2 separate regions of the Mus musculus genome follow, and region 2 is linked to region 1. Evidence: chromatin contacts called from ENCODE Hi-C or POLR2A ChIA-PET data. All regions are on one chromosome and are shown on one strand. The core of a region is the stretch at or near the end of the contact, and the rest is flanking DNA. Distances in the headings are between cores, read along the strand shown.

Region 1 (4,380 bases), core at 1,246-3,745:
CATTCACGCGCTGCCTTCCAACCCGAAGTCTGGCTGTGACTGTGTGCTGGCTCTGAGACCTTCAGGACAGGCCTGGCTTCCACATCCACGGCTGTGAACCCTTCACAGTGCATTTCCTATTCCCATCTACAGTCTATAGACGCAAGCAAAGCCCGGAGATCAGGTAAATAACTGGCCCACAGTCGCAAGCTATGAGGTGCTGGAACCAAGAAGTTCTTTTTTTTTTAAACAAATGTTCCCAACAGGTAGTAGCCTATGAAAAACCTCATGGGAATTTTTCTTTATGGTCATGTCCACAGCAAATGAGAAACTGCACTCTAAAAGCCTTGGTAATGACCATTAACCAAGACGTTCTAAACAGGTTCTGGCTACAAACCTTGGCACCTCTCATTTCACCATGCACCCACTTCCACAATCTTTTTGCTTTGAGACAGGGTCTCTCTGTGCAGTCCTAGCTGTCCTGGAACTCACTCTGTAGACCAGGCTGGCCTCAAACTCAGAAATCCGCCTGCCTCTGCCTCCCAAGTGCTGGGATCAAAGGCGTGCGCCACCACTGCCCGGCTCCACTTCCACAATCTTATGAAATCTTGCTCCCTCAAAGCCCTCGCCAGGGTCCTCATACCCCCCAGGTTCGCCCAATCAGGTATTGTCTACCTTTTCCAGTCCCCCTGCATCCTGGGAATGAGTGCTTTCTCTATTTCCCTCCAGCTCAAGAGCCCAAGAACAAGGCTAGGCCACTCCTCCTGCAGATCCCTCCCCCAAGCCTCTGCTCAACACCTGCTGAGTCCATTGTCCCCCAAGGCCAATGTGGGTGTCCTCTGCCTTACAAAGGGCAGTCACAGGAAAACAAACACCCACAGCCCACTCTAGGTGCTCTGATTGGCTGTGGGGTTTGGAGAAGCAGTAGCAACCTCGAACCCTATAGCAAACCTGTGCATTGAGGCTGCAGATGTACGAGGGCAGTGTTGGTAAAAGCCAGCAGTAAGTTACAACCCTTTCACCCAGGACACAGTACCAAGCTAAGAAAACAAGGGCAGAATGTGACCCAGGTAGTAGTAAAAGGGGCCAGACTAAAAAGGGAGTTTGTAAGCCTCCACCAAGCTTCTATCAAGATGGAAGACACCCGCTGAGGGTAGGAGACACAAAAGCATTTCTCTCTTGAGGAGCCCTTCGGAGATACTTCAAGATCCTTCTCCTAGCAGTCCACTCTCCAAGGTTTCTGGGAGATTAACAACAGGAAAGATTGGCCAACCGCAGCAACCTCTGGTGACAGAGTACAATTGAGGGAGGAAACCAAGGAGTAACCGGCTGGGCCCGGAAGGAAGACTATCAGGAGGAGGAGGGTAGGCGGTTCCCACTCCCTTCAGGAGGGAGCCTGTAGAGACCACAGAGGGGAAAAACTACTAAGTAATACTGTATGTATCAGCAGTGCTTGGGTCAAGGATGAACGCTATCCTCACGTAGCCACAAAACTTGTTCCCACGTCTGTGGAAAAAGCAAATCTGTTTGCTGCCTGTCCTGCCAGTATCGAATGAGCAGGTGGAATTTCAAGTCATAATAACAAAGCAAATACTAGGCGTGTCATTTTCTCAGCAAGCTGCTGACTGGATTGTTAGCTGTTTCACTCCCTGGTCAGTCTCCGCAGAATGAAGGAGCCCGCAGGAGAGTTGTTGAAGGAGCCCGACTCTCTCCCGCGAGTTAACAGGTTCACCCTCCTCGGATGGAAAATGGAGTTTTCACCCATTGCCAGAGGGACTTTCTCGGTCCTTCACAGGATTTTATGGTGGCACGAAAGTGTCAGAGCCGACTCACCTCAGAATCGCTGGCCACTTCTAAGTCTCTGAGGAATTAACTGGGAATCAACCCAGGAGCTTTCTACTCAGAAACACGTGTAGTGGTTTTCATTTCGTTTGCACATTACCTGAAGAGCTAGCTATTCTAGAACACCTAGGCTCGGACCTCGCTCAGACCTCTAAAATTGGGATCTCTGGAGGTGATGCCCAGCATCTTTTAAACTATCCAGTGGTTCTACTCTGCTACCAGGTTTAAGGGCCACTAGGTCAATGAGTGAATCCCGGCCTGAACCATTGCATCCATGAACTCAGATTCCTCAAGGAGCAACCTGGACGGTGCATCCCCTTTTCTTACCCCAACAGAGACCTTCAGCGGGGATTCTACACTTGCCCCTTGGTCCCAATTCCTCCTGACCCCAGAATTTTCCAATCCATAATCTGGCACCTTAAGGAACCGCGCAAAGTGTCCCAATGACTCAAACAGCGCAACGCATTCCCGCCCCACCCTCGGGCTGGTCCTTTGTATCAGATCAGCCCCGGGGTCCGGCCCGCTCCTCCGGGACCGGAGAGGTCCTGGGCCGTGGGCCAGCAGCTCACCGCAATCCTGGCAGACGATGCCTAATTCCGCGGCAGCGGGGGAGCCAGGTGCCAGCCAGTGCGCCTGCGCGCTAGCAGCCTTGGGCTTCCCCAGTCTCTCCCTCCGCCCCTTCCCAGCTATTGGCTCCGCACGGCTCTCCCGATAGCAGCTCGGGCAGGTGACCGCGCCTGAGGCTGTCGCTGCCATGTTTGTAATGGGCTATTTCCCTTAGGGACCCAAAAGAAAACGGGCATCAGGCAACAGGGGCAGGTTGCCTGGATTCCTGAAGTACTTATCTCCTCTCTCTTACCTCCACGAAAACTGTCATTTCAGCTCAAAGCAAGTTCCTCTTGGGGACTCTCCCTTCTCTTCCCCGATCCTAATTTCAGAAGATGAGAATTTAGCAGAGACTACCTACGGCTGGATTGTGAGCCTGCGAGTGCAAAGTCCAGCTTGAGCTGTGGGCATGAGGAATCAAAGGAATGGAGAGCCAGGGCAGGAGATGGTAGACACAGGCACTTGGCCATTAACCCACAACCCATGCTGCCCGACTTCTTTGTAGTGGTAGTAATAAGAATTAGAAGACGAAGCCGGGCGTGGTGGCGCATGCCTTTAATCCTAGCACTTGGGAGGCAGAGGCAGGCGGATTTCTGAGTTGGAGGCCATCTTGTCTACAGAGTGAGTTCCAGGACAGCCAGGGCTACACAAAGAAACCCTGTCTCGAAAAACCTAAAAAAAAAAAAAAAAAAAAAAAAAAAAACAAGAATTAGAAGAGGAAGTAATGCCTGATTGTGCCTTTCTGAAATTCCTGTTGTTGTTGTTGTTGTTGTTGTTGTTGTTGTTGTTGTTGTGGTGGTGGTGGTGGTGTTGTTTTACGAGACAGGGTTTCTCCATGTGGCTCTAGCTCTTCTGGAACTCACTATGTAGACCAGGCTGGCCTCGAACTCCCAAAGATCTGATAATTTCCACCTTCTGAGTGCCGAGGTTAAAGGCATAGTCTGTAATTCTTGCTACATAGAAGGCTAGCCTGTGCTGAATACAGAGTGAATTAAGGGCAATCCGGGCACTTTAAACCCTATCTCAAACTAAAAACAAAAACAGGGCTGGCGATACACACACATAAAAGAACTGCTCAGCCACCTACTATTATGTACTTTGCAGGATAGGTGCACCGTTCCAAATGCCTCTTCCTCAAATTATACATGGGAAGTAGATGCTATTATTTCCACTTACAGATGAAAATAACCACTGGGTGCTGGTGGCGGCTGCACATACCTTTAGTCTTGGCACTGGGAAGGCAGAGACAGGTGAATTTCTGCTTTCAAGGCCAGCCTGATCTACAAAGCAAGTCCCAGGAAAGGTAGGGCATACAGAGAAATCCCATCTCAAAAACCAACCAACCAAACAACCAACCAAGCAAAAACCCTGAAGTTCAGAGAAACAGTCAATGAATTGTTTCTGTTTTTCGAGACAGTGTTTCTCTCTTTAACAGCACTAGCTGCCCTAGAACTCATTTTCTAGTCCAGATTGGTCTTGAACTCACAGAGATCTTCATGCCTCTGCCTCCTAAGGGCTGGGATTAAAGATGTGCACCACCGTGCCCAGCCTTCAACAAATTTCATACAACCAGATGCCCAACCAGGTTAGACCAGACTTCTCTGGAGTCTCAGAGGAGTCCTTCCTCTTCCACACTTACTAGACCTTTAAAATCAAGTCTGTATGGCTCAGTCCAGTTTCTAAGCAATCAAATAGGACCCGCTGCTATCTGTTTGGTTTCCCTACTGTGTTGGTTTGTATATGCTCGGCCCAGGGAGTGGCACTATTAGAAGGTGTGGCCCTGTTGGAGCAGGTGTGTCACTATGGATGTGGGCTGTAAGACCCTCTTCCTAGCTGCCTGGAAGTCAATATTCTGCTAGCAGCCTTCAGATGAAGGTGAAGAACTCTCAGCTCCTCCTGCACCATGCCTGCCTGGTGATAATGGAATGAACTTCTGAACCTGTAACCCAGCCC
Region 2 (4,380 bases), core at 1,154-3,653, 39 kb before region 1:
TTTACAGGGCATCTTTAAACTTCGGCTGAAATCACGAAGACAAGACAGAATGCGCTTCTTCATTCCTCCTGCCCACTCAGGTCTCTGTCACGCACCTGGTGGCGAGCTATGATCCCCTTCAATCCCGAGCTAATGCTTGGCTCTCCCGAAACCTGTTCTTAACTAACGTCCTAAAGCTAAAGCAGCTGCAAAGCCAGAAGCAAGCTCTGCAGAGAGAAAGAGAACTGTGCAGAGTAAGCAAAAAGTTTATCTGGAAGAGCTGCTCTGTCAAACTTCAAGAGCAACAGCTTCGCACTGAATGACAGAAGCTCCTGCGCTCGGGAAGGTCCCGAAAGAAGACTGAAAGAAGGCCTCTCCTCAACTCTTCCCTCATCAAAGGCACAATGCCCTCATCTTGCTCCCTCCTAACCCACAGGGGCGTCCTGGTTCCCGGACCGCCCTAGACTACGCGGTCTTGTGCCCTCCAAAGCCCTCTCAAATGCTCTCCAGGCCCCGCCTCACTCCCCCCCCCATCCCACCCCAGCCGCCCCCTGGCTCCCCCAAGCCCACTAATGACCCACCACAGGCGCCCCCTCCTTTCTCCACGTTTACAGTTCGCTCTTACAGTCCCCCCTCCGCTTCTGTATACACCCCCAGTTCTCGGTTGTCCTAATCCGGGTTAACCCCTCACTACTCAAGGGATCCATTAACCCTTTGTCCCCATTCCCAACTTCTGTCCTAACTCCTTCCACAGCACCAGGAAGCTCCTGGTTCCCCAGTACTTAAACCGTTTTCTTCCTCCCCCTTCTGCAAATTACTTCGTCCCGGGTGTTCGAAGCTTTCCCGGCCGGACCCCGTCCTCCCGAGGCCCAGAGCATACCAGTACTTGACGATAGCGGTAACCTGGAGCGGGTTCGGCTGGTCAGGGTAGAGGCGGCGACACTCTCCGTAGATGGCGTGCAGTCCCGGGGGAAAGAGTGAAGCAAAGGCCGGAGGGGCACTAGGGCCAGAGGCCGGGGGCGCGGCGGGACCGGGGGCGACGCTAGGCCGCAGCTCCGCCATTGGGGCGCGTAGGGCGCGCGGAGAACCCGGGAGGGTAGAGGAGGGAAAGCGCCCCTATGGGCCAGCGGACCCACTGTGGATGAGACTCCCCGAGGCGATGGGGGCTACGGCGAGGTCTAACTCCGCGCCTGCGCACGAGGCTCCGTCCGCCCAAGCCGGAGCCTTCAAGACGTCGGCCAGAGGATGCTGTGGGACCGCGGGGAGCTCCAAGGGGCGGGGCGTCAGCGTGCCCTTTCCTGACACCTATTGGCTAGTGTCTTTGCCAGTCACAAGTGGGGAAGGCGTGACTTGACAATAGACTCCGCCTCCCTGCCCCTGGGTTGGGAGCGTCCCAAGGATCTTGGCCTCCCCCTAGTGTTAGGAGGAACCCAGTTTAGAACAGAGACTTGGTACCTTGAGGCGCCAGGGTCCTATGAAAGCTCTACACAACTACTAAGAAGCGCTTAATATTGTTTTACTAATACACAATTTTAAGATAAGCTTGACAACTAATTCATTAGACAGTATGTCATTATTATTAATGTTACAACTCTAATATTTCTTGGAACTATTGACAAAAAGGGTAACTCGAAATGTGCCTGGGGAAAATGCCTGGCTGTTTTAAAAAAAATTTACCTATTCTTTCTCTTCGCCTGGATGTTGTCATCCATCAAGGTCAAGAAAAATAATAAAACAATTTCTAAACCTTTAGATGATATTTTAGGCCCGTGGTTTTGTGGCATCCAACGTACAGGTATTTTTTTATAACCTCCATTGGCTTTTGCTTCATGGGTTTTGTCTTGTTTTGCTTTTTGTTTCATTTTTTTGTTTTTCGGGACAGGGTTTTTCTCTATAGCCCCTCGCTGTCCTGGAACTCTGTAAACCAGACTAGCCTCGAAAGAGGTGGGATTAAAGGCTTCCAGCACCACTCCCGGTGCTGCTGGGATATGTGTTGGGCAAGCATTCTACCACTGAGCGACAGATGTTTATTAATGGTTTGTATTGCCCAAGTGAAGGAATGGCTGAGAGATAGAACTACTCTGTAAAATTCAACCGCCCCTGAAGTACTGACAAATCCAAACCCAACTACTCACAAGTACTTCAGACTCCAAAATTTAAGAGTGTACTGGAAACCCCTTCGAAGGGATCTCAAATCCAGTCATGCAAGATAATCATCAACACTGTGGCTCTTTAATCTACAAACACTACAGACCCCACCATGTGTAGGAAATACACTGTCCAATCTCCTAAATCCGATCGGGCTGGGACCCGGTTTGGAGCGCAAGCCCTGGGGCAAAGAATGCTGGGGATTGTAGTTCCTCCGAGGCGAGGTCGGGCGGCTCCCTGGATGCCCAGTACCGGCGACTAGACTGCGCATGCGTGTCAGTGGCGTTTGCTGCGGACCGGGCTGGCAGTTCCTTCCTCGGAGGGAAAGATTCCTCTGCCATGGAGTCCTACGATGTGATCGCCAACCAGCCTGTTGTGATCGACAACGTGAGTAGCATCTTTCCTATCTTTAAAGGGACTGTGTTCTCCTCCAGGAAGGATTGTTTCCGCGGTTTCAGCCTAGGCCGCCAGCTCTTTGTCACTGGCTCGGCCTGTCAGGCGGGTTCAGCTGCCGCCGCCCGCGTCCTCCTCACATCCATAGTTTGAAGGCAGGGCGGCCAGCCAACATCCGTGTAATGGAGAATTTGAGGGTAGACAAAGGAAAGAGCTGTAGCCCGGGAAGGGTCCGTGGACCCTTGGCTCAGGGGGCCTTAACCGTTCTCTTAGAGCCCGACACCCGCCTTCGCTCTGGTTTTCCATCACTCAATTGGCTACTCTTGCTGTCTATCTTAGCCTATTGGTCCCGCCTTTGGGCCTTGCCGGATTAGAACAGCACTCCGCAGTCATTGGCTCCGGCGCTTGTCGCTCTTCCGGTCGCCATAGTGTTTCCCTTCTGTAAGGGGCGGTGCCGTGCAGTAGAGCTGTAGGGATTGGCTCGGCAACTCAGGGTGCGGAAGGCGATGGCTGGTCCACCGGTGAAAAAGGACAGTTTCCTTGGGTGTGAGCTGGAGGGGCAATTTAGTGAACTGTATCTGGGTGGGGCCGGACAAACCGGTACCAGAAATGGCCATGGGATTTCAGTTATTTTTGTGATTATAAATTATAGTTAGTCAAGGTAAAGAAGAAAGGGGGGTGACAAAGCAGGCGAGATGCTTTGATGTTTGCAGTGCCCAGGTGAGAGGCAGGGGGATTATCAGACACAGTGGTTGTCAGGTGCGCTAGCGTTTCCAGGACGCTTTGCACCAACATGCAAGTCGAAGCCTCCCAAAAAGTGAATGGTTAAGGAGGAAGTTTGCCCCTCTTTTCACAGTACGAACACGGAAGGTGGAGGTGACCAAGGTCATACAGCAATGGTGCCCCACAACTTCATCGCCTTATCTAAATGGCAATCCTTTGCTAAGCACCGCTCCACACATGCATCGATAAAGACAAATAGAAAGAACTTAAGTATTGCTTTTATGAGGAGGGACATTTGTCTTAATTTCTGAGTTTCACTCAAAGGTTTGGTCCCTCCCACACTGGTTAGAATCTTCCTACTTTCTGGGTCCCTCCCCTGAGGCAAACTACCAGTTCCCTCTGACCTAGGCTGACCTTTTCAGAGTCACTGTGATGTTCCGGCCCTCTGGGACCTGGACATGCCACTAGGTCCTTTTCTTTGTGTCGTAGGTGGATAGAGGTTGCTTTCTCCTGTTTATGCAGGAACAGGAGGATTGGGGAGGTTTTTCAAACCACCCACTTTAGGAGTTAAGGATCCAAGACTCACAAAAAAGATCCAAGACTCACACAGGAATCTGGTTCCAAGTTCTTCAAGGAAGGCGGTTTTATTTGTTGTGAATTTTTAAAAGGGAGGCTGAGGCTGGGGTGTATAGCCCAGATGGTATTGCTTGTCTGACATGCGTGAAATCCTGGGCTCCCTCCTCAGCACAGCATAAACTTTTGGTGTATAATCAGGTATAGTGGTCCGGGTCTGGAATCCCAGCACTAGAGAGGTGGAGGCAGGAAAGTCAGAAATGCAAGGTCATTGTTTGAAGCCAGCCTCTAAGATGTGGCATTGTTGGAAGCAGGGGGTGGGAGCAAGGTTAATTAAATGTGTTACTTTGGGGGTTTGTTTTGGTTTTGGTTTGGTTTGGTTTGGTTTGGTTTGGTTTGCTTTGGTTTTTTGTCTTCCTCACTAGCCTCAGTAGACTTTTTAACCCTTGTGGGTAAGGAAGTGAGATCCTTCATTCTTTATTAGTCCCTCTACCCACTCAACACAGTACCCAAGGCCCTCATATGCTCCGCTTCTCCCCCCTTCTCCTCTCCTCCTCTCTCTCT

Evidence for each region. Hi-C counts contacts between places; a loop is a spot of excess contacts on that map. ChIA-PET counts read pairs that join two places held with the same protein, here RNA polymerase II (POLR2A).
Region 2: a loop to region 1 is called in a map of CH12.LX, with 2.3 times the contacts of the local background. The contact joins the promoter of Actr1a here to the promoter of Mfsd13a in region 1. A Hi-C loop is called at or near these places in 4 of 37 maps with a recorded cell type or tissue (CH12.LX, adrenal gland and left cerebral cortex). POLR2A ChIA-PET finds 5 or more read pairs at or near these places in 5 of 5 experiments (Patski and embryonic stem cell).

Annotation. Positions count from the first base shown.
Region 1 is chr19:46,354,995-46,359,374 of GRCm38, reverse strand. Mfsd13a (major facilitator superfamily domain containing 13a) reads right to left here and starts at 2,495. Exons shown (of 9, transcript NM_029186.2): 1 at 2,391-2,495. It also overlaps the pseudogene Gm24610.
Region 2 is chr19:46,393,764-46,398,143 of GRCm38, reverse strand. Actr1a (ARP1 actin-related protein 1A, centractin alpha) reads left to right here and starts at 2,403. Exons shown (of 11, transcript NM_016860.2): 1 at 2,403-2,514. The coding sequence starts at 2,467. It overlaps Sufu (SUFU negative regulator of hedgehog signaling), which reads right to left and starts at 1,248. Exons shown (of 12, transcript NM_001025391.2): 1 at 860-1,248. The coding sequence starts at 1,041.